2 separate regions of the Homo sapiens genome follow, and region 2 is linked to region 1. Evidence: chromatin loops called from intact Hi-C (ENCODE). Cell type or tissue: PC-3. All regions are shown on one strand. Each heading gives the region's core, and the rest is flanking DNA. Links, peaks and the distances in the headings are about the cores only.

Region 1 (15,408 bases), core at 5,001-13,000:
AAAATATTAATGTTATAAAAATTCATATGTCATTTAAAAAATGGAATAAGGCCGGGCATGATGGCTCACGCCTGTAATCCCAGCACTTTGGAAGGCCGAGGCAGGTCAGATCACTTGAGGTCAGGAGTTCGAGACCAGCCTGGCCAACATAGTGAAACCCCGTCTCTACTAAAAATACAAAAAATTAGCTGGGTGTGGTGGCGCAAGCCTGTAATCCCAGCTACTGGGGAGGCTGAGGCAGAAGAATTGCTTGAACCCGGGAGGCAGAGGTTGCAGTGAGCCGAGATCAAGCCTCTGCACTCCAGCCTGGGCGACAGAGAGACTCCATCTCAAAAAAAAAAAAAAAAAAAAAAGGAAGAAAATATCTATGAATTTCTACTCATAAACACAGGCAAAAAGGAAATGAGATTAGGGAATTTGGGAGAAGTGGTAAATGTATGAATCATAAATAGGATCTGCCATTTTCTATGTTTTCAAATAATGAGCCTGTATTTATTTCGATTTAAAAATCGAAATAAAAATTTTTTTTTGTGGGGACAAAGAAAGCTACATATGCAATTTGATTGAAGATATGTAAGTATATGCATTAAAAATTAGAGAACAAAACCAAAATGATAATGGTGAGATTATGGGTGCATTTCCTTTTTTGTTTTTTAATTTCTCAAATTTCTTATCAAAAACTTGAATTTGTTTTATAGTAAGTTTTTGCAAGATACTTATGGCAGTGACTACTTCAGTGATGAGATATGAAACAGGCATGAAAATAAGACCACGTTAAGAAGGGTCTTACAGACTAAATTAAGGGATTTGTCTTTTATCCTGCAGGCAATGGGGGCAGTTATTGGAAAGGTCTCCCTGGGGGCTGTGAAGCATGAGACTATTAGGAATGGATAAGAATGGAGACAGGGATGTTAATCTGGAGACAGCTGGATTAACAGAAGATGGTGCTGGGACCAAGACAGTATCTCTGAGTAGGGAGGGAAAGATGTGGGTAGATTCCAAATACTTTTAGAAGTAGCATTAACAGGACCTGAAGACTGAGTGACTATGAGAGGTAAGGAAAAAAGAAGGTTCACCCCATGTTCTCACTCATAGGTGGGAACTGAACAATGAGAACACATGGACACAGGACGGGGAACATCACACACTGGGGCCTGTCATGGGGAAGGGGGAAAGGGGAGGGATAGCATTAGGAGATATACCTAATGTAAATGACGAGTTAATGGGTGCAGCACACTAACATGGCATATGTATACATATGTAACAAACCTGCACGTTGTGCACATGTACCCTAGAACTTAAAGTATAATTAAAAAAAAAAAAAAGAAGATTCAAAGAGTGTTCACGTTTTGGTGTGAAATTACCTGGGTGAACCACCCTCCTACCGTTCACTGACAGGGAACAATTTGCCCGGAGTTATTGCCTTGTGGCAGGCAGTGCACCATTATCTGACTGCATTCTCAGGACAACTCTTGGTAGGAGAACTATTTCTACTTTATAGGTAAGAAAGCTGAAGCTCAGAGAAGTAAAATATCTTGCCCAAGGGCACCTATGTAATTAGGGTGCTGGGATTCAAACTCAGCTAGCAGTGACTCTTCAGAGTCCATGATTAAACCACCAATGTCCTGCCTCCCAGCCCAACAGGACAGAGGGAGGGTTGGAGAGTAGAGAAGAAAAGCAAAAGAAGATAATATGTTCAGGCCAGGCGCAACAGCTCATGTCTGTAATCCTAGCACTTTGGGAGGCCAAGGTGGGAAGACTGCTTAAGCCCAGGAGTTTGAGACCAGCCTGGGCAATGCAGGGAGATCCCATCTGCACAAAAAATGTTTAAAAATTAGCTGGGCATAGTGGCATGCACCTGTAGTCTCAGCTACTCGGGAGGCTGAGAGAGGAGGACTGCTTGAGCTCAGAAGGTTGAGGCTGCAGTGAGCCATGATAGTGCTACTGCACTCCAGCCTGGGCAACAGAGTGAGAACATGTCTCAAAAAAAAAGAAAAAAGAGAGAGAGAGAGAGATCAACAGCGTCAAATACCAAGAATCCTAATCAAACAAAATGAGGACTGAAAAGCTGCTACTGGTTTTAAAAGTATTATGATTTAAAATTTTGATCTCTATGTCCAAATTATAATTTTCTCTTATACATACATTTAAAAACTATAGCACCATGTTTAACCTAAGAAGGATTTTTCAAATGTTCTTGGGTTGTGATATTATACTTCTTAGATTTTCTATGAAGCATATACATTTTTAGGTTTGCATATAATTTTCATGTTTCATCATTCTCAAAACCAGTCTTTGTTCTACCTTTATCTCTGAGTGACAGTCAAGCCAGCAAACAACTTCAATCCTATGTATAAGCAAAATGATATTTTTAATCAAATTAGTAATTTAAGAGATAGTAGAAATCTAGCCCAACTTGGGAAACAGAATAAAAATTCCAGTAATTTGTACTACAAAATCGAAGCATACGTAATGATGCCCAGTTTTTAAAAACTGGGAATAGGCCCTGGTGTGGTGGCTCACGCCTATAACGCCAGCACTTTGAGAGGCTGAGGTGAGAAGACTGCTTGAGCCCAGGGGTTTGTGACCAGCCCTGGGAACACAGGGAGACCCCATCTCTACAAAAAAAAAAAAAAAAAAAAATATATATATATATATATATATATATATATATTTATATATATTTTATATTTATATATATATATATATAAATATATATAAAAGCCAGGCGAGTCCATGCCTGTGGTCCCAGCTACTTGGGAGGCTCCGGTGGGAGGAATGACCCCCAGAGGTCAAGGCTGCAGTGAGCCATGATCACACCACTGCACTCCAGCCTGGGCAACAGAACAACACCCTGTCTCAAACAAACAAACAAAACGCCCCAAAAAACCAGGAATAAAAAAAGATTTAAAGATTTATCTCTGACTAGCTATTAAAGGATCAATATTCAGCCCCATTCCCTTCACCTATATGTATAAAGAATGTTCATCACTAGCTAAATGTCTTCTAAAATCCTTATTCATTCTTCCTACGGAACAAATAGGCAAAGGGTCAGTGAGAAATGCTCCATAATTATACAACTTTTGAAACGGCAAAGTCTAGATGTAGGGATAGGTCTTTTAAAGCAATATCTAAAATATAGACATCGAGATGAAAAATATTTAGTTTGATCTCATAAGAATTTTAAAATCCTGCATGATGAAAGATACAAAAAACAAAGTTAAAAACAACAACAAAAATAAAGCAGGAGAAACTATTTGCCACATATGTAACAACAAATTAATATGTGTAATAGGTAAAGAACTGTAAGTCATTAAGAAAGAGATATATCTTAGTAGAAAAAATACACAATGGATTAAAAATGACAATTCACTGAAGAAATACAAAGTCAAAAACCACACCAAAAGGTGCTCAACTTCATGAATAATTAATGAATTCAAGTGAAAAAAAAATCAGCAGAAGCTCTGTTGTGTGATCCTTACTTGACTGACCTGCAAGGCTAACCAACAACATTCTCTTTTCCCTCTGTGAAACCTCCTTGATTCTCAGAGTACTATCAAAGCTGGTAGGTTACTCTATTTGAGCCTTTGCACTTCTATTTCTACCAGTTGAGTTACATGTTTACCAACAGTAATTTAGGTTTGCTTCCCAGGGTATTTATGTCAATTGTATTTGTTATAATTATGTAATTTACTTACCTATTCTATAAATGGATGAAATATAAGTATAGAAAGAGTACTTATTTCTCTGAAAATTAATTTGATGCTTTGGAAAGACTAGATAAAGGTGAAAAGCTTAAGAGAGCTCTGTAATTAGTGATGGATAGAATTAATGTAAGAGACTAGGATTTGAACTCAGATGAATTAGTTCCATTAAGTTCTCATTCCACTTTAAACTTAAACTAAAAATGGCAGATGATTTATAATGGGCATAGTTTATGCATGCAAGATGATGATAAATTCTATAAAAGCGTTTATTTTATCATTTTAAAAAATATTTTTCTCAGTAACTTTTTTTTTTGTGTGTGTGTGTGTGACAGAGTCTCTCTCTGTTGCCCAGGCTGAAGTACACTGGCATGATCTTGGCTCACTGCAACCTCTGCCCCCTGGGTTCAAGCTATCCTCCTGCTTCTGCCTTCTGAGTAGCTGGGACTACAGGTGCATGCCACCATGCCAGTTAATTCTTGTATTTTTAGCACAGATGGGGTTTCACCATGGTGGCCAGGCTGGTCTTGAACTCTTGACCTCAGGTCATCTGCCTGCCTTGGCCTCCCAAAGTTCTGGGATTACAGGTATGAGCCACTATACCTGGCCCTCAATAACTGTTTGATTGGACAACTATTAGTCTTGATTTCAAATATAAGAAAATTTCTATGATAATGAAATGCCTATTTTTGCTTATCAGATTAACAAAAACAAACAAAAGAATAATACCTTGTGGTAGTAATGGTACATGGAAATGAACACTCTGATAAAATGTTGATGGGAGTGTAAATTTGTACAATTTTTGGGAGGACTTATTGGGGAGTTATTTATCAAAATTAAAAATGACTCGATAGTAACTAACAACTCAACTTACTGCCTGAAACAAAAATTGGACAAAACATACAATGGTTTCAATAACTGAAAATGAGTAAATGATGGATAGCGATCCCTTAGATATCACTGCCTTGGGAGAGTTCCCAGGCTATGGGGCAGTGAGAGAAAACTTAAGTGAAACTCAACAGAGTTGAGGGCACAGAGCTCAGAGTTTGAGAAGACCAAAGGAGCTAATTTTTGCAGAAAAGAGTACCACAGAGAAAAGAGCTGAACAGAAACAGAACTCCTGAGATGTGCAGAGGACCTGCCTGCTAGTATTCAGTAGAGTATTAATTAGTACATGTGGTATGAGGAAACTGTCTGAGGCCAGGGAAATAATCATCCAAAAGGATTTAAGGGAACAGCTCCTCATGTTCACACAGGCCTAGGAACAATGACTATTCTTATCAGCCAGCCAGAAAAATCTCAAAAATTCCTGCTACATTAGATAGAGTTCTCAGAAGTGTCTTGCCTTAAGAAGCAGGGATTAATTATCTCTAGAATAAATGCTGCTCTGGTTCCACTTAACAAATCTTAAAAGTAGAATTTGAGGGCAAGGAGAGGGAAAGCATTAGGACAAATACCTAATGCACGCGGGGCTTAAAACCTAGATGACAGGTTGATAGATGCAGCAAACCACCATGGCACATGTATACCTATATAACAAATGCACACTGCACATGTATCCCAAAGCTTCAAGTAAAATTTTTTTTAAAAAGTAGAATTTGGTCTGGGCGCGGTGGTGCATGCCTGTAGTCCCAGCACTTTGGGAGGCCAAGGTGGACAGATCACGAGGTCAGGAGTTTGAGACCAGCCTGGCCAGCATGGTGAAACCCCATCTCTACTAAAAATACAAAAATTAGCCGGGCATGGTGGCATGCGCCTGTAATCCCAGCTACTTGGGAGGCTGAGGCAAGAGAATCACTTGAACTCGGGAGGTGGAGGTTGCAGTGAGCTGAGATTGTACCACTGCACTCCAGCCTGGGTGACAGAGCAAGACTCTGTCTCAAAACAAACAAACAAACAAACAAACAAAGCAGAATTTGAAAGGATCAAACTGTTTCCAAGCACCTTAACTGCACCCAGAACAAAGCTCAAGAATATTTACAAAAATATCCAGCATCCAACAAGATAAAATTCACAATGCCTAGGAGCCAATAAAAACTGCCAGGCATGCAAAGAAGAAGAAAAATATGACCCATAATATGGAGAAAAACCAATCAATCAAAAGCTACCTAGAATAGACACAGATATTAGAATTAGCAGACAAGGACATTAAGGTAGCAATTTTATCTGTCTTCCATATGTTCAAAAATCTTGAGCAAAGATAGAACATGTTAAATAGAAACATAGAAGACATAAAAACACTGAAATCTAAATTTTAGAGATGAAAACTACAATGTATGAAGAAAAAATACACTGAGTAAGATTAATGGCATATTAAACACATTAATGTATTAATGGCATATTAAACACATATTAAGAGATTAGCAAATGTAAAGCATAGGAATTGAACTTATCTAAAAACACAGAGAAAGAAGACTAAAAAAGAAAGATCTAAAGAAGCCTAACGTGTATGTAATTGTAGTTCCCAAAGGAGGAATAGAAAAACTGTGAAAATTTTCTAATTTTGATGCAAAGTAGAAATTCACAAATCTATGAAGCTCAGTGAACTCCCAAGCACAAAAAACTAAGAGAAACTACACTAAAGCACATGTGACCAAACTGATCAACACCAGTAAGAAAGAGAAAATCTTAAAAGCAGCCAGAGGTGGGAAGAAAAGACTCATGTATGGAGGAAGAAAGATAAGGATGACAGGAGATTTCTTATCTAAAACAATGCAAGTGATGCAAGTGAGAAGACAGTGGAGCAACTTTCTTTCTTTCTTTGAGACAGAGAGAGAGTCTCACTCTGTTGCCCAGGCTGGAGTGCAGTGGTGTGATCTCAGCTTACTGCAACCTTCGCCTCCTGGGTTCAAGCAATTCTCCTGCCTCAGCCTCCTAAGTAGCTGGGATTACAGGCACCCGCCACCACACCTGGCTAATTTTGTATTTTTAGTAGAGACAGGGTTTTACCATGTTGCCCAGGCCGGTCTTGAACTCCTGGCCTCAAGTGATCTGCCCGCCTCAGTCCTCCAAAGGGCTGGGATTACAGGCGTGAGCCACCACGCCGTGGCCAACTTTCAGTACTAATATTTAGAAACTGTTAACCTGGAATTCTAAAGCCAGTGAAAATACCTTTCAAAAGCAAAGATGAAATTCTTTTTCAGACATACAGAAGCTGAAATAATGCAGGTTTGCTGGTGATGAACTAAAATAAATATTTAAAAAAAATTCTTCAGGTAGGCCAGGCATGGTGGCTCACACCTGCAATCCCAGCACTTTGGGAGGCCAAGGCAGGTGGATCACCTGAAGTCGGGAGTTTGAGACCAGCCTGACCAACATGGAGAAACCCCATCTCTACTAAAAATACAAATTAGCCGGGCATGGTGGCGCATGCCTGTAATCCCAGCTACTCGGGAGGCTGACGCAGGAGAATCGCTTGAACCCAGGAGGTGGAGGTTGCAGTGAGCCAAGATCGTGCCATTGCACTCCAGCCTGGGCAACAAGAGCGAAACTCCGTCTCAAAAAGAAAAGAAAAGAAAAGAAAATTCTTCAGATCATCTGGGCACGGTGGCTCACACCTCTAATCCCTGCACTTTGGGAGGTAGATCACTTCAGGAGGACCCAAGTGGATCACTTTGAGAGGCGGGTGGATCCCTTGAGGTCAGGAGTGAAAGACCAGACTGGCCAACATGGCAAAACCCTACCTCTACTAAAAATACAAAAATTAGCCGGGCATAGTGGCGGGCACCTGTAATTCCAGCTATTCGGGAGGTTGAGTCAGGAGAATTGCATGAACACGAAAGGTGGAGGTTGCAGTGAGCTAAGATCGCGCCACTGCATTCCAGCCTGGGTGACAGAGTGAGACTCTGTCTCATAAAGAAATAAAGAAAGAAATAAAGAAGTATTCTTGCCTCGCCATCTTGGATCCTGTGGAGACCGGCTAGGAACGGGACTTCTAAATGTTCTAAATGGAAATACGACTGGAAAGCAGTCTGTAGTCCGAGGCCATTTTTGCTGGCTATAAGTGCGGTCTCCAGAACAAAAGGGAACACATCTCTTCTTAAAATTAAAGGTGTTTATGCCCGAGATGAAACAGAATTCTACTTGGGCAAGAGATGTCCTTATGTATACAAAGCAAAGAACAACACGGTGACTCCTGGCAGCAAACCAAACAAAACCAGAGTAATCTGGGGAAAGGTAACTTGGGCGCATGAACACAGTGGCATGGTTTGTGCCAAATTCCGAAGCAATCTTCCTGCTAGAGCTATTGGACACAGAGTCCGAGTGATGCTGTACCCCTCAAGGATTTAAACTAATGAAACAATAATAAATAAAAGTGGATTCGTAAAAAACAAAACAAAATAAAAATTTTCAGGTAAAGGTAAAGGATCACACTATCTACACAAACAAATAAAGAGCACTGGAGCAACTTAGATCAAATGGACAAATCCCTTGAAAGACTCCCTTGAAAGACACAAATTACCAAAGCTCACTAAAAAAGCCACTGATAGTCTAAACAGCCCCACAGCAGTTCAAGAAACTGAATTTGCAGCTAAGAACCTTCTCACACATAAAAATCTTCAGGCTGAGACGTCTTCACTGCTGAAGTCTACCAAACATTTAAGGAAGAAATAATACCATTTCTAACCAAACTCTTTCAAAAAACTGAAAAGAAGGGAATACTTCCCAGTTCATTCTATGAGACTAGTATTACCCACAACTCAAAATCAGACAGACACTAAAAGTACAGATCATGTCTTTTACACAGACGTAAAATTTCTTAACAAGATTTTAGCAAATCTAGTCATAAAACCTACAAAGTGACAGTACATCATAACCAGGTGGGGTTTATGAATGGAATACCATTTTAAAATCAATCAAGGTAATTTACCATAATGGCAAAATTAAAATTAAAAACCATAAAAATATTTCAATAAATGCATAAAAAGCATCTGACTAAATCCAACATCCATTCGTGATTCAAAAACTCCATTAAAGCAGGAGTAGAAGGGAAGTTCTTCAACTTGATATGGTCATTTATAAAAAACCTACAGGTAGCATAATATTTAAGGGTGAAAGAAAGACTGAATACTTTTGCCCTGGGATCAGAAACAGGATAATATGCCCACGCTCACCACTTCTTTTCAAGATTGTAGGAGAGGTTCTAGCAAGTACTATACACATACACACACACACACACACACACACACACATACACACGTAAATATATATATTATATATATATTATCTATTCTATATACTAGCAATGAACAACCAAAAATAGAAATTAAAAAGTACCATTTATAATAGCATCTGGAAATATGATAAACTTAGGGATAAATCTAAGAAAAGACATGAAAGACCTCTACAGTAAAAACTATAAAACTCTGCTGAGAAAAACTGAAGACCTAAATAGATGTTAACATGTACCATGGTCATGGGTCACAAGACTCAATATTGTTAAGATGTCAATTCTCTCCATATTGATCTACAGATTCAGTGCAATCTCTAACAAAATCCCAGCAATTATTTTTTAAGAAATTGACAAGCTGATTCTAAACTTCAAATGGAACTGCTGAAGTTGTAGAATAGACAAAACTTTGAAAAAGAATAAAATGGATGGACTAACATTACCTACTTTTGAGACTTATAAAACGATAGTAATCAAGACTGTGGAATTTGAATAAGACAGACAAATAGTCTTCATCTTTGCTGAAGACTAATTACTCTGGGATTATTATCTAACATGTCTGTTTCTCTGAATCAGATGATGAGAAGTTGGCCCCTTTCTGGGTGAAGGCTTTTTGAAAGTAGGATGTGGTTGACTTGAGTCATATTTATTTGCACTAGGACGTAAGAATGTTTCACATCCCCAGTTTTCCATGGTATCCTCAAAAAATCAATTTTCTCAAAATTCATTTAGGAAATAATACTTGGGAATAGTAAACATTCAAAAATAATCTTACAGGCTGGGTGTGGTGGCTCACACCTGTAATCCCAGCACTTTGGGAGGCTGAGGTGAGTGGATCACTTGAGGTCAGGAGTTGGAGACCAGCCTAGCCAACATGGTGAAATCCTGTCTCTACCAAAAATACAAAAATTAGCCGGGTGTGGTGGCAGTTGCCTGTAATCCCAGCTCTTCAGAAGGCTGAGGCAGGAGAATCACTTGAAGCCAGAAGGCGGAGGTTGCAGTGAGCCAAGATCATGCCACTGCACTCCAGCATGAGTGACAGAGCAAGACTCCATCTCAGAAAAAAAAAAAAAAAAAAAATCGGCTGGGTGCAGTGGCTTATGCCTGTAATCCCAGCACTTTGGGAGGCCAAGGTGGGCAGATCACTTGAGGCAAGAAGTTCAAGACCAGCCTGGCCAACATGATGAAACCTCGACTCCACTAAAAAAAAAATACAAAAATTAGCCATGTATGGTGACACATGCCTATAATCCCAGCTACTTGGGAGGCTGAGGCAGGAGAATAGCTTGAACCCGGGAGGCAGAGGCTGCAGTGAGGCAAGATTGCGCCACTGCATTCCTGTCTGGAACAGAGTGACTCCGTCTCAAAAAAAAAAAGACAAATAGATCAATAGAACAGAATACACAGTCCAGAAATAGACTCACATATTTGATCAATTCCTTTTCAGCAAAGATACAAAGACAATTTAGCAGTGAAATAAAAGTCTTTGCAACAAATGACACCTGAACAATTAAATTTACATATACCAAAAAAAGGAACTTCAGTCCACATCTTACAATATATAAAAAATTAACCACAAATGGACCATAGAACAACTAAAATATATAACATTTACAAAACTTCTAGGATAAAATATAGATTATCTTCTAACTTTTGAATAGAGAAACATTTCTTGGATACACATGAAAAGCAGAAACCATAAAGGGAAAAAACTGAATAAATTAAATCCCATTAAAATGAAAACCTATTAGGAGAATGAAAAAACAGAGCACAACTGGGAGAAAATATTTTCATATTATATATCTAGAAAAGGTCTTGTATACAGAAAATATTAAAAAACTTACAAAATTCAATAATAAGAAAACAAAACAAAACAAAATGGGCAAAAGAATTGAATACACATTTCACTAAAGAAGATATGTAAGTGGCAAATAAACACATAAAGAGATGTTCTGGCTGGGTGTGGTGGCTCATGCCTGTAATCCCATCACTTTGGGAGGCCAAGGTAGCTGGCTCCTTTGAACTTGGGAGTTGGAGACCAGCTTGGGCAACATGGTGAAACCCCATCTCTACAAAAAATACAAAAATTAGCAAGGTGTGGTAGTGCACCGGTAGGCCCAGCTACTTGGGAGGCTGAGGTGGGAAGATCACTTGAGCCCGAGAGGTGGAGGTTGCAATGAGCCAAAATTGTGCCACTGCACTCCAGCCTGGGCAACAGAGGCAGATCCTTTCTCAAAAAAAAAAAAAAAAAAAAAAAAAAAAAAGTTCAACCCCTTTGTCATTGGGGAAATGCAAATTAAAACCACAGTAAAACACCTGTACAAACTTACAGGCTAACATTAAGGCTCACTATATCAAATGTTAAGATGAGGAGGAACTGGAACTCTCATAAATTGTGAGTGGGAATGTGAAATGGCACAGCTACTTTGTAAAATGGTTTAGCAGTTTCTTAAAAAGTCAAACATACACCTACCATACCATCCAGGCATTTACTCCTAGGTATTTACTGAAGAGAAATAAAAGCACATGTCTACATGAAGACTTGTATACAAATGTTCACGGTAGCTTTATTTGTAATAGCCAAAACTTCTGATTAACACGAAATGGGTGAATCTCAAAAGACTTACTCTGAGTAAAATAATTCAAACCAAAAAAATCTTATATTCTATATGATTCCATTTATATAAAATTCGAGAAAATTCAATCTATAGTGACAGAAACCAGATCATGGCTGAGCATGGTGGCTCACGCCTGTAACCCCAGAACTTTGAGAGGCCGAGGAAGGAGGACTGCTTGAGCCAGGTGTTCCAGACCAGCCTGGGTAACATAGTGAGACCCCCATCTCTACAAAAAATACAAAAATTAGCTGGGCATGGTTGTGTGCGCCTATGGTCCCAGCTACCCAGGAGGCTGGGGTGGGAGGATTGCTTGAGCCCAGAAAGTTGAGGCTGCAGTGAGCTGTGATCACACCACTGCTCTCCAGCCTAAGCGACACAGTGAGACCCTGTCTCAAAACATAGAAAGAAAGCAGATCACTGGTTGTTTTGGGAGGCTGTTCGTAGGTTGAGGGCTGGAGGGATTATATGGATTACACAGGGGCACAAGAAAACGCTGGAGGTAATGGATATATTTGTTATCTTGATTGTGATGATGGTTTTAGTGTCAAACCTGTCAAAACTATGTCAGATTGTACCTCAATAAGGTAGTTAAAAAATCAACCAACAAAACTGATACATTTAGACAACAGAAATCTATGCAGCATCTTAAAAGAATGAGTAAGATTAATACATATTGAAGATTTCCAAGATACGGTATAAAAAAATAAAGTATTATAAGTAGTAAGTTATCATTTATGATTTCATGTTTTAAAAAGGAAACTCAATCAACTGTTTCAACAATTGTTTCTTCGTGTATAAAATATCTCTGGAAAGATAAAAAAATTGATATATGTGTTTGTGTGTGAGAGAGATTGAAAGAGACAGAACAGAGAGAATATATAGGCTGGAGTTTGGAGTAGAAGAGACTTACTTTTCACTGAACACCTTTTTGAGCTGTGATTCCTCCTCCCTCACAAATGTATCACTTTTTAAGACAAATATAAAATAACATATTGATTCCATCTCTGAGGATCTGTCCTACAGGAACAGAAGTGTCAAAACATATATGCACAAAGCAATTCATTGAACAATTGTTACAAATGTTAATGGAATCACTGAATGAAAAAAAGTTGCAAAACCCTTGCCTCTGGGGATGGTTCTAAATGGAGAGGTTGGGGAGACAGGAAAAGAAGAGGGAAATTTGTGTAGTGACTTACTTTCTACATTTCCGAATTGCAGGAAATATTTTTGGTAATGAGTGGCTGTTTTCTTTTAAAGTAAAAGACCTCAATTAAGTTTTTGTTTGTTTTTTCTTCTTCAGGATGAGTCTCGCTCTGTCGCCCAGGCTGGAGTGCAGTGGTGCAATCTTGGCTCACTGCAGCCTCTGCCTCCCGGGTTCAAGCAATTCTCCTGCCTCAGCCTCCCAAGTAGCTGGGGTTACAGGCATGTGCCACCACACATGGCTAATTTTTGTATTTTTTTTTAGTAGAGTTGGGGTTTCATCATTTGGCCAGGCTGGTCTTGAACTCCTTGCCTCAAGTGATCTGCCCACCTTGGCCTCCCAAAGTGCTGGGATTACAGGCGTGAGCCACTGCACCCGGTTGATTTTTTCTTTTCTTTTTTTTCTGAGATGGAGTCTTGTTCTGTCACCCAGGCTGGAGTGCAGTGGCGCGAACTCAGTTCACCGCAACCTCCGCCTTCTGGCTTCAAGTGATTCTCCTGCCTCAGCCTCTCGAGTAGCTGGGATTACAGGTACCTGCCACTGCACCCAACTAATTTTTGTATTTTTAGTAGAGACAGGGGTTCCACCATGTTGGCCAGGTTGGCCTCAAATTCTTGACCTTGTGATCCACCTGCCTCGGCCTCCCAAAGTGCTGGGAATATAGGCGTGAACCACCACGCACGGTCCCAATTTTTAAAAATTTAAATAAATTATTGGTTTCAGTGTGCAAAGTCACCATAATAGAAGTGAAAGTGTGTTGCGCTTTGCAATGGACTGAAGATGACACTCACCCTCTTCCGAGCTTCAGATTTCTGGAAGCACTCGTGCTGTATGAAAGTAGCTGCAGCAGAAATCCTGGATGGCAGCATGTGGTCTGCCTCGAGCATACTCACTGCTCGCTCCAGAGTCATCTCCATGTCTGCATTCCTAGACAAACAGGCACAGATTCAGCCAGATTCCAAACCTCCCTCCTCCTGCCTACCAACCTGGTCCTCCAGAGACGACTCAGCGAATACTGGGAAGCACTAGAACATCTGAACCTTGGCTTTTCTTCAGCCAAAAGAAAAATCAGCACCCAAGATCACAAGGCAGAGGGACTACTGGATAGAAATTCTTCAGCTTTGATCAGATAGAAGACATTGGACGATGTCATTCGATTGAATTATACCATATACCAAAGAAAGAAGCTGAACTTTTAAAAATAAATATGAGGCTGAGGTGGGCGGATCACTTGAGGTCAGGAGTTCAAGACCAGCCTGGCCAACATGGTGAAACCCTATCTCTACTAAAAATAAAAAAAATTAGCTGGGTGTGGTGGTATACACCTGTAATCTCAGGTGTAATACTGTAATACTCAGGAGGCTGAGGCAGGAGAATCACTTGAACCCAGGAGGTGGAGATTTCAGTGAGCAGAGATAGTGCCACTTCACTCCAGTCTAGGAGGAAAAACGAGACTGCATCTCAAAAAAAAAAAAAAGAAAGAAAAAAGATAAATATGTATCCTATGATTCTTACATCTTATAAAAGCAACTTTAAAGGCACAATAAGACTTTTAAAAGAATCCAAAAGAAATCTGTTTACAGAAATTAAAAATTATTTCTAGGCTGGGCACGGTGGCTCACATCTGTAATCCCAGCACTTTGCGAGGGCAAGGCAGGAGGATTGCCTGAGTCCAGGAATTCAAGACCAGCCCTGGCAACATAGTGAGACCCTGTCTTTACAAAAAACAAACAGACAAACAAAATCAGCTGGGTGTGGTGGCATGTGCCTGTAGACCCAGCTACTTGGAAGGCTGAGGTGGGAGGATCGCTTGAGCTTGGGAGGTCAAGGCTGCAATGAGCCTTGGTCACACCACTGCACTCCACCCTGAGCAACAGAGTGAGACTCTGTTTCAAAAACAAACAAACAAAATAATGACTAAAGACATGCTTTAAAGGTAATTTAGGAGTGTTCTTTGGCTTCAAAGAGGGTTATACCTGATTCATTCCAGGTAACATTCCAGACACATTCATTCCAGACACTGGAGACATCCTGAGAAGGAGTTTTCCAATATCTACTAGCAAGCATAGTGAGTAAATACTCTTTTCTATTAGGCTAACCCATGAATACATGCACATGTGTACAGGTGTTAGTGTGTACAGCCTTATGAAGGGTGTGCCTGTGTGTGGGTGGGGGCGGTGCAGGTGGGGTGATAAGGAGTAATGCGCCTCATGACCAAAAACTAATACCCCCTGCTTCTGAAACACGTGTTCAAACACAGAAGGGTTACCTCATAAGTATAAAGGGTATTAAAAGTGAAGCAGAAAATCTCTGGCATCTATACTGAGAATTATATAATGATCTCATATTTTTAATGTGCCTCATGAGTCAATTATAATTAGTAAAAAAAAAATGCAGGCTATTACCACTAAAACTAGAATTTGAGTCACTTTTATCTAATATTTTTATCTAATATTAGAGGATATTACACCTTTTAAAGGAGATGGGAATATTTTACATTCATGGACTGAGGCCTTTACAGAGAAGTCAAAACTCTGTAAGTCTAGTCTCAAGCTCAATGGCAAAGTCTTTGCCAGCCATCACGGTTGTTTTAACTGATGAAAGATCATTCATAAGAACAGCCTTCTGTTATGCAGCTTTTTTTTTAAAAAAAGATTGAGCCATTAATCCATTTCATAAGCCATACATGACTCAGGAAAGTTTGAATTTCCCATC
Region 2 (15,408 bases), core at 3,812-11,811, 52 kb after region 1:
GTGAGACTCTGTCTCAAAAACAAAAAAAATCATAAAGTACTATATTAATGTTAAATATTATCTTGTATATTTTAGAATTTTTATATATGTGGCATCAGAGTTAACAGATTTTTTTTCTTTTTTTTGAGACGGAGTTTCGCTCTTGTTGCCCAGGCTGGAGTCCAATGGCGCCATCTCAGTTCACTGCAACCTCCACGTCCTGGGTTCAAACAATTCTCCTGCATCAGCCTCTGGTAGCTGGGATTACAACAGTTTGTGCCACAATGCCTGACTACTTTTTTGTATTTTTAGTACAGACGGGGTTTCACCATGTTGGCCAGGCTGGTCTCAAACTCCTGACCTCAGGTGATCCACCCGTCTCGGCCTCCCAAAGTGCTGGGATTACAGGCGTGAGCCACCACGCCCAGCCTACAGATTGTCTTTAAGCCAGCAACATGCAAGACAATAGCTATGAACTTGGCATCCCAAGAGGAGAAGTCACATTCTTTCCCTGGAGGGGCTTTCGCTGCAGATAGGGGTACAAAATATGTCTCCTCATAAAGCAAAATATGTCAAAGGTGAAATAACAATAGTATGTCAAAAATTACTCAAGGCAAAAATAAAGGAGGTGGTAAAGGGTGTCACAAAATTGGAAAGATAAATAATATTTCTGAAGTCGCAGGAGTAAGAGATTGCTTTCAGATTGGTGTAATCGGAGGATTTGTAGAGGCTATGGTTGGGTGTTAAGTGAGCAGGGGCTTGAGGGTAGGTAGGATTTGATTAGGTGGCAAGTGGGTAGAGGGTAAGAGAGAGCAGAAGTGTGGAGGTGGAAAAGGGTAATAGTTGGAAGGTTAACAAGGAAACCAGTGTGACTAGAATAATTCAAGCTAGTGTTCCCAGACTCAGTTGAATATTAGAATCAAAGAGGAAACTTTAAAAAATTATACAGATTTCTGAGCTCCATTGCGGATGAAATAAATCAGAATCTCTGAAGGGTGGGGTCTGGAATCTGTAGCTTCAAAAAGCTTTCAAGGTGATTCTAAGGAATAGCCAATTTTGGAAATCACAGATAAAAAGGATTAGTAGTTTAGAAGCAATAAACTTAATTAAGGTTCAAACTCCAAAGGCCTTGAATGTTAAGACTGCGGATTGTATTTAACAACATTCTCAAACTTTGGTAATGTATGGATATTGTTTAAAGGGGGAAAAATGTCTCTGGGGACTCTATAAGAAAACCGCAGAATTCTGTGGAGAGTCACAGAAAGTTTTGGGGGACTGACCGTGCTCAGAGGTATGATTCTGAGATATCAGTCTATTTGTCATCTCTGGAATGGGCTGGAAGAAAAAGAAAGTGGAGATGGATTGACAAACTAAGAGACCACAGGTACAGTGTAGGAATTATGGGATCAAAAAGAGAATTCAGGGCTCTAGAGCCTGTGTTTCCTCAGCCAGATACAGAGGAGGGAATGGTAGCAAAAGCACTTGTTATATAGGGTGGATGTTTAGCACCATTCATAAGACCCCTGAAAAGTTTGGTTGTTTAGAAGGTAAAGACTGCTTCTTTGGCCAGGTGTGGGGGCTCACGCCTGTAATCCCACCACTTTGGGAGGCTGAGGCAGGTGGATCACCTGAGGTCAGGAGTTTGAGACCAGTCTGGCCAACATGACAAAATCCTGTCTCTATACTAAAAATACAAAAATTAGCTGGGTGTGGTGGAATGCATCTGTAATCCCAGCTACTCAGGAGGCTGAGGAGAATTGCTTGAACCCAGGAGGCGGAGGTTGCAGCAAGTGGAGATGGTGCCACTGCACTACAGCCTGGGCAAAAGAGCGAGACTGTCTTAAAAAAAAAAAAAAAAAGACTGCTTCTTTTAGGCTGGGCGTGGTGGCTCACACCTGTAATCTTACACTTTGGGAGTCAGGCAGATTGCTTGAGCCCAGGAGTTTGAGAGTAGTCTCAGCAACATGGCGAAACCACATCTCTAAAAAAAGTAGAAAAAAATTAGCTGGGCATGGTGGCGTTCCCCTATAGTCCCATCTGCTTGGGAGGCTGAGAAGAGAGGATCCCTTCAGCTGAGGGAGGATCGTTTCAGCCTCGGGGACATTGAAGCTTCAGTGAACCATGATAACACCATTGTACTGCAGCCTGGGTGACAGAGTGGGACCCAGTTTCAAAAAAAAAAAAAAGACTACATCTTTTCCCTTCTTAGTCTCAGTCTCCTATAGGTCTTAACACAAGCAACTCTTGTAATACAGACGAATTGTGGATCTATGTAATATATGTAAATTAACTGATAGAAGACAGCTTTTCAACTGATTTTCTTGGGAATTCCAAATTTCTAGTCCTGTTCTTAAAAAGATATTCCTGTATACATTTTTCTAGCTAGTCTATAAATTTAAATTAATGGTTTTAAAATCATGGTCCACAGACTTTTAGGGATTTCTGAGACCCTTTCAGAGAGTTCTGCAAAGTAAAACTATTTTCATAATAATACAGAGACTTTATCTACCTTTTTCCCTGTGTTGACATTTGCCCTGATGATAAAAAGCAATGGTGGGTAAAATTGCTAGCAATGAACTAGTAGTTATTGTATTCTTCATTGTCATATCCTTGCAGTAAAAAAGGAGATACCAGTTTTATTTAGAGTTGTCCTTGATGGAACCATAAAAATTATTAATTTTGTTAAACCTTGACCCTCAAGTACATACCTTTTAAAAATTCTAGGCCGGGCGTGGTGGCTCACACCTGTAATCCCAGCACTTTGGGAAGCCGAGGCAGGTGGATCACCTGAGGTCAGGAGTTCCAGACCAGCCTGGCCAATATGGTGAAACCCTGTCTCTACTGAACATACAAAAATTAGCCAGGCATGGTGGCGGGCACCTGTAGTTTCAGCTACTCAGGAGGCTGAGGCAGGAGAGTCGCTTGAACCCGGGAGGCAGAGATTACAGTGAGCCGAGATCGTGCCATTGCACTCCAGCCTGGGCAACAAGAGTGAAACTCCGTGTCAAAACTAAAAAATATTCTATATGATGAATTTAGAATTACACATGAATTACTTCTGCTGCACTTAGAAGTGTGAGGATTGTTTTGAGAAGCATTCGTGCAATGTTTGAGTTCTAAGTGAAACTAGCACCTTTGTTCATTTGATATCAATTTTTACTTGTAAGAATGACTGACACAATACAGTTATTCAGGCTTGGGTAACTGGCAGGTATTTTCTTGAAAATTAGTGAATTAAGCATGTCAATTCAAGGATATCAACTACAAATATTTGTTACAAATTGCAAGATTCAAGGTTTTAGGTAAAAAATTAGAATTTTGGAAAACATGTGTCTTAGTCCATTTTGTGTTGCTATAAAAGAATACCTGAAACTAGGCAATCCATGAAGAAAAGAGGTTTATCTAGCTCATGGTTCTGCAAGCTGAGAACTCCAAAGGCATGGCCCTGGCTTCTGGTAAGGGCTTTCACGTTGGATCACAACATGGTGAAGAAGGTCAAAAGGTAAGCAGACCTGTATAAAGAGGGGAAAATCTGATTGTTGTCCTGTTTTTTTTTTTTTGAGACGGAGTCTTGCTCTGTCACCCAGGCTGGAGTGCAGTGGCACGATCTCGGCTCAATGCAAACTCCGCCTTCTGGGTTCATGCCATTCTCCTGCCTCAGCCTCACGAGTAGCTGGAACTACAGGCACCTGCCACCACGCCCAGCTAATTTTTTGCATTATTTAGTAGAGACGGGTTTTCACTGTGTTAGCCAGGATGGTCTCGATCTCCTGACCTTGTGATCTGCCCACCTTGGCCTCCCAAAGTGCTGGGATTACAGGCGTGAGACACCACACCCGCCCTGTCCTAGTTTTATAATAACACTTTCTCACAAGAATTACTACATTCCCAAGAGGACTAATCCAGTCTCTTAAGAGTGAGAACCTACTCACTACTGGGAAAACAGTCCAAGCCATTCATGAAGTATCTGTTCCCATATCCCAAATACCTCCCAGTATGCCCTGCCTCCCAGCGCTGCCACATTGGGAATCAAGTTTTAACATGAGTTTTGGTGGGGACAGGCAAACAACATCCAAACCATAGCAACATGTATCTATCACCACTGTGACCTGGAATGCTCAGCTTCCCATATTTTTCTTTTTTTTTTTTTTTTCTTTTTTGAGACAGAGTTTTGCTCTTGTTGATCAGGCTGGAGTGCAATGGCGCGATCTTGGCTCACTGCAACCTCTGCCTCCCGGGTTCAAGCAATTCTCTTGCCTCAGCCTCCTGAGTAGCTAGGATTACAGGCATGTGCCACCACGCCCAGCTAATTGTGTATTTTTAGTAGAGACGGGGTTTCTCCATGTTGGCCAGGCTGGTCTTGAACTCCCAACCTCAGGTGATCTGCCCGCCTTGGCCTCCCAAAGTGCTGAGATTACAGGCATGAGCCACCATACCCAGCCAGCTTCCCATATTTTTCTAATGAGATTAATGGTTGTATTAACAAATATGATTTTTTTGCCATTGTATAATATATGTATCAACATGTGGAGGAGACACATAACTCAAGGTAACAACATCTATAATGTTATGATCATGCATGATTGAAAGATCTATTCAAAGTGCAAAGTAGACAGATAGATTTTAATGTAATTGATTAAGAAAACTTAATATAGTTTCAGATTCCACATTACAAGCAACCTTTTTTTTATTCTTTAGATAGAGCTCACGCTGTTGCCCAAGCTAGACTGCAGCAGTGTGATCTCGGCTCACTGCAACCTCCACCGCTTGGGTTCAAGGAATTCTCCTGCCTCAGCCTTCCGAGTAGCTGGGATTATAGGTGTGTGCCACCACACCTGGCCAACTTTTGTATTTTTTGTAGAGATAGGGTTTTACCATGTTGGCCAGGCTGGTCTTAACTCTCGACCTCAAGTGATCTGCCCTCTTTGACCTCGCAGCTTACTGGGATTACATGTGTGAGCCACTGTGCCCTGCCACAACCAGCCTTTAAGATTCTTCTATCTGTTGAGTTTTCATGTAACATTAAAGCAAATGCCCACATTATCTGAAAAGGCTATAAAGCTACTTCTCCCTTTTCCAACTACCTCTTATACTATTGCATTGAGGATTAGGTTTCAACCTATGAATTTTGAGGGGATGCAAACATTCAGACTATAGCAGGTATATGCCGAAAAGAACTGAAAAATGATAGTCAAACAAATACATAAGCACGTCTTTTTTTTTTTTTTTTTTGAGACAGGGTCTCACTCTGTTGCCCATGCTGGAGTGCAGTGGCATGATCATGGCTCACTGCAGCCTTGACCTGTCAGGCTCAGGTGACTCTCTCACCTCAGCCTCTTGGGTAACTGGGATCACAGGTGTGTGCTACCAAGCCTGGCTAATTTTTTTGTATTTTTTGTATAGATGGGGTTTTGCCATGTTACCCAGGCTGGTCTCAAACTCCTGAGCTCAAGTGATCCACCCACCTTGGCCTCCCAAAGTGTTGGGATTATAGGTATAAGCCACCACGCCCGGCCCTCACATGTCACAGCAACACTATTTACAATAGCCAAAAGGTGGAGACCCAAATATCTATCAACAGATGAATGGATAAACAAATTGTGATATATACATACATTAGAATATTATTCAGCCATAAAAAGAAATGAAGTACTGATATATGCTATAACATGGATGAACCTTGAAAACATTGTGCTAAGTAGATGAACCAGACACAGAAGTTAGGAGATATGGTTTGGCTGTGTCCCCAGCCAAATCTCATCTTGAATTGTACTCCCATAATTCCCACGTGTTATGGGAGGGAATCGGTGGGAGATAATTTGAATCATAGGGATGGTTTCCCCCATACTGTTCTTGTGGTAGTGAATAAGTCTCATGAGATCTGATGGTTTTATCAGGGGTTTCTGCTTTTGCATCTTCCTTATTTTCTCTTGTTGCCATGATGTGAGAAGTGCCTTTTGCCTCCTGCCATGATTCTGAGGCCTCTCCAGCCATGTGGAATTGTAAGTCCAATTAAACCTCTTCTCTTTCTCTTCCCAGTCTTGGATATATCTTTATTAGCAGCGTGAAAATGTACTAATATGGTAAATTGATACCAGTAGAGTGGGGCATTGCTGAAAATATACCCGAAATTATGCAAGTGACTTTGAAACTGGGTCACAGGCAGAGGTTGGAACAGTTTGGAGGGCTCAGAAGAAGATAGGAAAATGTGGGAAAGTTTGGAACTTCCCAGAGACTTTCCCAGAGACTTGTTGAATGGCTTTCACCAAAAGTCTGATAGCGATATGGACAATAAGGTCCAGGCTGAGGTGGTCCCTGAAGGAGATGAGGAACTTGTTGGGAACTGGAGCAAAGGTGACTCTTATATGTTTTAGCAAAGAGACTGGTGGCATTTTGCCCCTGCCCTAGGGATTTGTGGAACTTTGAACTTGAGAGAGATGATTTAGGGTATCTGGTGGAAGAAATTTCTAAGCAGCAACGCATTCAAGAGGTGACTTGGGTGCTGTTAAAGACATTCAGTTTTATAACGGAAGTGGAGCATAAAAGTTCAAAAAATTTGCAGCCTGACAATGTGATAGAAAAGAAAAACCCATTTTCTGAGGAGAAATTCAAGCCACCTGCAGAAATTTGCATAAGCAACGAGATGCTGAATGTTAATCACCAAGGCAATGGAGAAAATGTCTCCAGGGCATGTCAGAGGTCTTCACGGCAGCTCCTCCCATCACAGGCCTGGAGGCCTAGGAGAAAATGGTTTCATGGGCTGGGCCCATGAAACTTAGGCTGTTTGCAGCCTAAGGACTTGGTGCCCTTTGTCCAAGCTGCTCCAGCCATGGCTGAAAGGGACCAACGTAGAGCTTGGGCTGTGGCTTTAGAGGGTGCAAGCCCCAAGCCTTGGCAGCTTCCACATGATGTTGAGTCTGTGAGTGCACAGAAGTCAAGAATTGGGGTTTGGGAACCTCTGCCTAGATTTCAGAAGATGTATGGAAATGCCTGGATGCTCAGGCAAAAGTTTGCTGCAGGGGCAGGGCACTCATGGAGAACCTCTGCTATGGCAGCGCAGAAGGGAAATGTGGGGTCAGAGCCCCCACAGAGAGTCCCTACTGAGGTACCACTTAGTGGAGCTATGAGAAGAGGGCCACCATCCTCCAGACCTCAGAATGGTAGATACACTGACAGCTCGCACCATTCACCTGGAAAAGCCACAGACACTCAATGTTAGCCCTTGAAATTAGCTGGGAGGCTGTACCCTGCAAAGCCATAGAGGCGGAGCTGCCCAAGACCACGGGAACCCACCTCTTTCATCAGTGTGACCTGGATGTGAGACTTGGAGTCAAAGGAGATCATTTTGGAGCTTTAAAATTTGACTGCCCCACTGGATTTTGGACTTGCATGGGCCCTGCAACCACTTTGTTTTGGCCAATTTCTCCCATTTGGAACAGCTGTATTTACCCAATATCTGTACCCCTACTGTATCTAGGAAGTAACTAGCTTGCTTTTGATTTTACAGACTCACAGGGGGAAGGAACTTGGCTTGTCTTAGGTGAGACTTTGGACTGTGGACATTTGGGTTAATGCTGAAATGAGTTAAGGCTTTGGGGGACTGTTGGGAAGGCATGATTGGTTTTGAAATGTGAGGACATGAGATTTGGAGGGGCCGGGGTGGAATGATATGATTTGGCTCTGTGTCCCCACCCAAATCTCATCTTGAATTGTACTCCCATAATTCCCACGTGTTGTGGGAGGGACCTGGTGGGAGATAATTGAATCCTGGGGGTGGTTTCCCTCATATTGTTCTTGTGGTAGTAAGAATAAGTCTCACGAGACCTGATGGTTTTATCAGGGGTTTCTGTTTTTATATCTTCCTCATTTTCTCTTGCTGCCTCCATGTAAGAAGTGCCTTTCACCTCCAGCCATGATTGTGAGGCCTCCCCAGCCATGTGGAACTGTCCAGTGAAACCTCTTTTTCTTCCCAGTCTCGGGTATGTCTTTATCAGTAGTGTGAAAATGGACTAATACAGTCATATATTGTATGATTCCATTTATATGAAACATCTGGAATAGGTAAACCCATAGAGACAGAAAGCAGATTGGTGGTTGCCAGGGGCTGGAGGGGAAGGGAATGGGGAGTGACTGTTCAATGGGTATAGGGTTTCCTTTTGGGGTGATAAAAAACAGTTAGGAACTAGTTAGATGTGGTGGTTGTACAACACTGTGAGTGTAATTATGCCATTGAATTAAGACTGTTAATTTTATGTTATATAAATGTCACCTCAATTAAAAAAAAATCACAGCTGGATGATCACCAGATATAGGCCCTAGCACTCGGCAGGGATTCAGAATTTCTTTTTCGGTTTTACTCAAGTAAGCAAAATGAACAATATCTGTTTTCTTTCTGTTGGCAGTGTTTCGAGTATCTGGTGCTAGTATAATCATTATTTTGGCTATTATCAGACTTAGCAATGCAATTTTTGCTTTGATATTCTTCCCAGTTGTTGTGTCAGGAAGAAGGCAGAATTAGGCAGTGTGCTAAAATCAAATCAGTATTTCTTACATAAATGATTGGTTGGGTGAGTCTGTTTTTAGTCACCCATCTCCTTTGAAGTCTGAAAGCAGGCAAGAAATTTGAGATTGTTGACATTTCCTACAGAAGAGCTAAAATGTACTGTTATTGAAAGACTACAAGATTTATCAAACAAAAATACATCAACTTCAACACCTTCAATTTATTATCCAAAGGTGGGGGTCACTTATTGGGTTCTTTGTCCAATGTACAGGTTGTTCTGTCCCTCACTCCCAGCAAAATATTGTGAAATATCTTAAGTTTATTGGATTATTAAAGGGCAGTTGGCTTACAGTTCTGTGGTTTGCCCCTGGCTTTTCTTCCCTAGCAACCAAAAACAATACTACTCATCAAGAAGATTGCATCTTATGTCATTACATAGAGCTTTTTTTTTTTTTTTTTTTTTTTTTTTTGGAAACAGGGTATCACTCTATTGCCCAGACTGGAGTAGTGGCGTGGCATGATCTCAGCTCACTGCAACTTCGGCTTCTAGGGTTCAAGCAATTCTTGTGCCTCAGGCTCCCAAGTAGCTGGGACTACAGGTGCACACCACCATGCCCAGCAAATTTTTGTATTTTTTGGTAGAGATGGGGTTTCACCATGTTGGCCAGGCTGGTCTTGAACTCCTGACCTCAAGTGATCACCCACTCGGCCTCCTAAAATGCTGGGATTACAGGTGTGACCCACTGCACCCGGCCATTATATAGAGCTTTTTATATTTAACTTTTAGTCTAATTTTCCTTGAAGTCTGCACACTGGACAATTAATTGGTCAGCAGCAAGGTGATAGTTCTAGTGAGACAAAGCAGCATCTAGAGGAGAGAGTGAAAACCAGACAAGGTATTTGCATTAGTATTTCAGACTTTAAGACTGAGTTAATTAAGGGTGGAGTGGCATTATTTTGGCTTAAATTTCTTCATCTGTAAAGGTGTGTTAATGGTACTATCCACATAGAGTTTTGTGAAAAAATATGTGTATGTGAAATGTTTTATATAGAATCAGGCATATAATTGGCCAACAAAGGATGTTTTTTGTTTTTTAATGAGGAATAATGCTGCTGATGAGCAACTAAGATAGTGCTCATCATAGAAGAGAGAATCAAATAACAAAGGGATGTGAGGCCAGCTCAGTTTTCCTTCAGTTAGAAAATAGACATGTAAGTAAAGCATAATATATAATTATTGTTATGAAGCGAGTATACACTATATAATAATTAAGGAAGAGAAAAATAAAGAGGTGACATGAAGAAAAGAAGGTGAAAGAAAGAAGGGATGAGTGAAGGATAGTGTACATCCAAAACTTCATTTTGAGTGACATGTGAGGATGTGAAAATATAAAATTGTTGGGTTTTATAGAATCAGAGAGGTCAGCTTTCATTCTCTAATATTATAAATTAAGAGAGATGTAGGGCAAAGTAGAACAGAGATTTCTCAACCTCACTAATATTCAGAATCACTTTGAGAAACTTATAAAAATATAAATGCCTGTACCCCACCCCAGTGACTCTGATTCTTAGTTCCAGGGTGGAATCCAGTGATCTGTGTGTTTAAAAAGATCCTTAGATGAATTTTGATGCAAATCTACATTTGAGAATGGCAGAAATGGGCCCTAAATGTTTGCCTGTGTCCAGTAGTATCTGTTCAGCCCCTTCTTGTAATTCTCCTCTCTCTACAGAGCAAGAAAAAGAAACATGATGGAATAACCCAATTTAAAATTGAAGCCGGGTGTGGTGGCTCATGCCTGTAATCCCAGCATTTTGGGAGGCCGAGGCCGGAGGATCACCTGAGGTCAGGAGTTCTAGACCAGCCTGACCAACATGGCAAAACCCTGTCTCCACTAAAAATACAAAAATCAGCCGGGCGTGGTGGCGGTTGCCTGTAATCCCAGCTGCTCAGGAGGCTGAGGCAGGACCCAGGAGGCAGAGGTTGCAGTGAGCTGAGATTGCGCCCCTGCACTCCAGCCTGGGTGATAGAGCAAGACTCAGTCAAAATAAAATAAATAAATAAAATAAAAGAAAATAAAATAAAAGATTACCTTTTAAAAAATCCATGAAAATATATAACATTATTCCCCTTGTTTTTCTTTTCCTGCGACTGATTTAGGAGGGCACCGGCTTCTTTTCTCCTCTGAAGTGGGGGCTGAGCTACAGCAGTGACACCAAGTGGTGGTTTTAGGGGATTCTCCTTTTCATTTGAAACTTTGTGATTTTTAAATGACTGAAATAAGATGTCGTTTGCCTTCTTTCTCTTTCCCATCAGTTAGAGCATGTATTCTTCAGTTCTTGCATACCTCATTCACCAGAAATGCTAAAAGAATGAAGAAAACAACAAACAGGATTTGACCCTGACATTTGATCTTTTTGAGTGCTTCCAATATAAACACCTTTGTTTAGTTGTTTCTAGGACCAGGTGGTTTCAGTGAATTCAAAGAGAGCCTAAACTAAACTCTACATGCTAAAACTATGATAATGATGATGAAACTGTCAGTGCATTTAAAGTTATATGACTCATAAAAAGAGAGTACTGTGAACTTAAAAGTAAGAATGCTGCAGACTGATGCCAAGAAAACTCAATGAGTCTGTGATGAAGGTCGAGACTCCCTTCATAACCATCTGCGGTGAGCTAAAACTTAGGTATCCAAAGAATAACAATGCTTAAGATGTCTTGCTTAGGAAAAAAAAAAGTAAAAGTAGGTTTGGAAAGTTCGTGTCTTAGTTTGGGCTGCTATAACAAATTACTATAGACTGGGTGGCTTATAAGGAAAAGCAATTTATTTCTCGCAGTTCTGGAGCTGGGAAGTCCAAAATCAAAGGACTGGTGTCTGGTGAGGGCCTGCTTCCTCACAGACAGGGCAGATAGGGCCATGAGTTATCTGTTGTCTCCTTTCTGTTAATTGTAATTTTTTGGTTTTTAATTATTTTTGAAAAAATAGAGATGGGGTCTCACTATGTTGGCCGGGTTGGTCTGGAACTTCTGATCTCAAGCAGTCCTCCTGCCTTAGCCTCCCAAAGTGCTAGGATTACAGGTGTGAGCCACCATGCCTGGCCTGGAGTCTCTTTTATGAGGGCACTAATCTCATTCATGGGGCCTCTTCCTTCATGACTCCAGCCCAGGCTGGAGTGTAATGATGTGATCTTGGCTCACAGCAAACTCCGCCTCCCGGGTTCAAATGATTCTCCTGCCTCGGCCTCCTGAGTAACTGGGATTACAGGTGCCTGCCACCACGCCCAGCTAATTTTTGTTTTTTTTGTAGAGACGGGGTTCACCATGTTGCCCAGGCTGGTCTTGAACTCCTGACTTCAGGTGATCCACCTGCCTCGGCCTCCTAAAGTGCTAGGATTATAGGCGTGAACCACCGTGCCAGGCCTACTTTCAGGATTTTTACCTTATAATAGCATTCATCAAAGATGTCTTTAAACGGCAATTTCACCAGTACATTTATACTATGACTAAGTTCATAAATATTTGATATACAAACTTTTAAGAAATACATTTGCTAAGTAACATGGACACACCCAAATTACAAACAAAAGAGAAGAGGAAGTTAGGCTATTAACGGACATGTAGACAAGAGAAGTATATGTAGTTATGCAGAGGAAGAACAATCAATTATAAAGAAAAGCGCACAGAGGAAATGGGATTACCGTTGGTTCCAGGGACCATCATTGTGTAGGTGGAACCAACAGATTTGGTTAAGGACACTCTGCTGAAGACAATGCAGCTAGATTAGCCACTAATCACAGGCTAGTGTGGGAACTACAGGACATATTCCTCAATGCCCGAGAAATGTTGGTTGCTTTTCCTCCTCGTGTTTCTCAAATGTCATTTTACTTACCTTTTATTCATTATATCTGTCCTATGCTTCTACAATCTGAACATAAAATGAAATGTTTTATTTTATTTTATTTTTGAGACAGAGTTTCATTCTTGACGCCCAAGCTGGAGTGCAGTGGTGCAATCTCGACTCACTGCAACCACCGCCTCCCGGGTTCAAGTGATGCTCCTGCCTCAGCCTCCCAAGTAGCTGGGATTACAAGCATGTGCCACCACACCCGGCTAATTTTTAAAAATATTTTTGTAAAAACAGGGTTTTACCATGTTGGCCAGGCTGGTCTCAAACTCCTGACTTCAGGTGATCCACCTGCCTGGGCCTTCCAAAGTTCTGGGATTACAGGCATGAGCCACTGCGCGTGGCCCTTCATTTTAAATCGTAGCTTTTACCACCTTCTATATGGGGGAAATAACTAGTCCTCAGTTTATTTCCTTAATGCTTACTAATTTTATGTCACCATTGGTTGGCAGATACATTTTAGAAAACTGTGAAGAGAAAAATTTGTATAGACACTAAAAACAGCAGTCAGCTGATCTGGTGGGCCGTGGACTTGCTGCTGTAGACAATGGAATGATCAGAAATAATAAACAGGGCGAGAACTTTATCTATTTTTGAGCTGAATGTTCTAACATTTATGAATGACTAAGTGATGAGGCATCAATCTAAAATGCCTCTGCATTTCACATTAGTATGTGAAAAACTGGTAGGGATTAATGAATATTTTTCTTTAGCTTCTGAGTAAGAAACAGTTCCAAAATGAGGAAAGAATACCTGGCTTTGCCTTAAACTGAGTGTTCCTAACTCTGAAACTCTGGGAACTTTATAAATCCCTAAGACATTGTTTAAAAGCCCCAAATAAGAGGACTGAGTTTTCACTTTTACCCAATTAGATGCTAAAGTGGATTGAACAAAATGACATATTCTTGGATTATAGACTGGAGCATAAAAATTTATATCATAGCCAGTAATGACTGTCCTTTTGCCAAGCCATTGTACTCCTACCCCCTCTACCCCCATGACCCACGAGTGTTTCTTAAGCACCCACTAAACATGAGAGAAAGCAGCAAGGGTAGACTGGGAGCACATTGTGGACGGCTTGATATTTTCTTCAGCAATAAACGGAAGTTGTCAAGAAAACAAAAGACACCATCAGGCCTGTGCTTTGGGAAGACGTAACTGGCAGTGGTGTGTAAGACATACTGCTGGAGGATGAGGCCGAAGGTAGGGAGACTGGGAAATGCCATGGCTGATAAAATGGAAAGGAGGGTAGAAATTGCGAAGTGTGGCTTCTGTGAACTACTGCTGTCTTTTATTGTTTTAATTTAGAAAGAATGAATGCTCAAAAAATAGTTAGTTGAGGCTGGGTGTGGTGGCTCACGCCTGTAATTCCAGCACTTTGGGAGGCTGAAGCAGGCGGATCACCTGAGGTCAGGAGTTTGAGACCAGTCTGACCAACATGGTGAAACCCCATCTCTACTAAAAATACAAAAATTAGCTGGGCGTGGTGGCACGTGCCGGTAATTCCAGCTACTCAGGAGTCTGAGACAGGAGATCTCTTCAACCCAGCAGGTGGAGGTTGCAGTGAGCCGAGATCATGCCATTGCACTCCAGCCTGGGCAACAGAGTGAGACTCTGGCTCAAAAAAAAAAGTTAGTTGAATGCATACTGGTTATTTGTTGAGGGGAGGAAACAAAGATGATGGTGAAGTTTCAAGTCTTAACAGCTAGGCGTATTAGTCAGGGTTCTCTAGAGGGACTAATAGGATAGATGTATATATGAAAGGGAGTTTGTTAAGGAGTATTGACTCATACCATCACAAGGTGAAGTCCCGCAACAGGCCATCTGCAAGCTGAGGGATAAGGAAGCCAGCTGGAGTCCCAAAAACCTTAAAAATAGGGAAGCCAATAGTACAGCCTTTAGTTTGTGGCTGAAGGCTCAAGAGCCCCTGGCAAACCACTGGTGTAAGTCCAAGAGTCCAAAACCTGAAGAACGTGGAGTCCAATGTTCGAGGGCAGGAAGCATCCAGCAAGAGAGACTCAGCCAGTCCAGTCCTTCCAAGTTCCTCTGCCTGCTTTTATCCTAGCTGCACTGGCTGCTGATTAGACAGTGCCCACCCCGGTTGAGTGTGGGTCTGCCCTCCTAGTTTACTGACTCAAATGTTAATTTCCTTTGGCAACACCGTCACAGGAACAATACTTTGCATCCTTCAGTCCAATCAAGTTGGCAGTCAATATAAACCATCACACTGGGTTAAGCCCAAACTCGTTCTGTGTCCATCAACATTTGGTCCTTCTCTTGACTTTGCTAAAATTGTCTATGACTCATGCTTCCCTCAGTTTCTTAGGAAAACTCAGGCTCAAAATCTTGATGCAATGGTTCATTTCTTTTCTCCCTCTCTTGCCTTCTACAACAAGTTCCCAAGTTTTGTTCTCTTGATTGGGCAGTAGCAACGACTTCCTAATTGGTCAGGGCCAACACATAGTTTTATTTCACCTTTAACCTTTCTCACATACTACTGACACTTCAATTTTAATCTTAAAATCATAACTTTGAACAATTTTTTTTTTTTGAGACGGAGTCTCGCTCTGTCACCCAGGCTGGAGTGCAGTGGCACAATCTCTGCTCACTGCAACCTCCACCTCCTGGGATTCTCCTACCTGAGCCTCCCAAGTAGCTGGGACTACAGGCGCCCACCACCACGCCCAGCTAATTTTTTTTGTGTGTTTAGTAGAGACAGGATTTCACTGTGTTAGCCAGGATGGTCTCGATCTCCTGACCTCATGATCCACCCGCCTTGGCCTCCCAAAGTGCTGGGATTACAGGCGTGAGCCACTGTGCCTGGCCAACTTTGAACAATTTTAAAAAATTTTTATTTTAAGCTCAAGGGTACACGCGCAGGTTTGTTGTACAGATTATTTTGTCACCCAGGTATTAAGCCTAGTACCCATTAGTTGTTTTTCCAGATTTATCTACCTCCTCCCAACCTCCACCCTCCGTTAGGGCCTAATGTCTCTAACTACCATGCTGCGTTTTGATTAA

What was found. A loop is a pair of places that touch in the nucleus more often than their neighbours do. Peaks named below come from ENCODE experiments on the same cell type or tissue, not always from the same donor. Only the 100,000 strongest peaks of a DNase experiment are listed, where the experiment ranks them.
Region 2: it touches region 1 in a loop (7-fold over the local background); 6 of 110 quality-filtered maps call a loop at or near these places.

The regions. Positions count from the first base shown.
Region 1 is chr12:32,855,443-32,870,850 of GRCh38, forward strand. PKP2 (plakophilin 2) reads right to left here. Exons shown (of 13, transcript NM_001005242.3): 4 at 13,485-13,620. It also overlaps the pseudogene RPL35AP27. Among named protein-coding and RNA genes, the nearest start is that of PKP2, 34 kb to the right of the region's middle. In PC-3, for the core only: no CTCF peak of the experiment used is centred there; a DNase peak (open chromatin) is centred at 9,489; H3K27ac peaks cover 1,372 bases.
Region 2 is chr12:32,908,624-32,924,031 of GRCh38, forward strand. No RefSeq gene overlaps it. Among named protein-coding and RNA genes, the nearest start is that of PKP2, 20 kb to the left of the region's middle. In PC-3, for the core only: CTCF peaks have their summits at 10,734 (motif pointing left) and 10,935; DNase peaks (open chromatin) are centred at 8,618, 8,718 and 11,058; H3K27ac peaks cover 2,461 bases.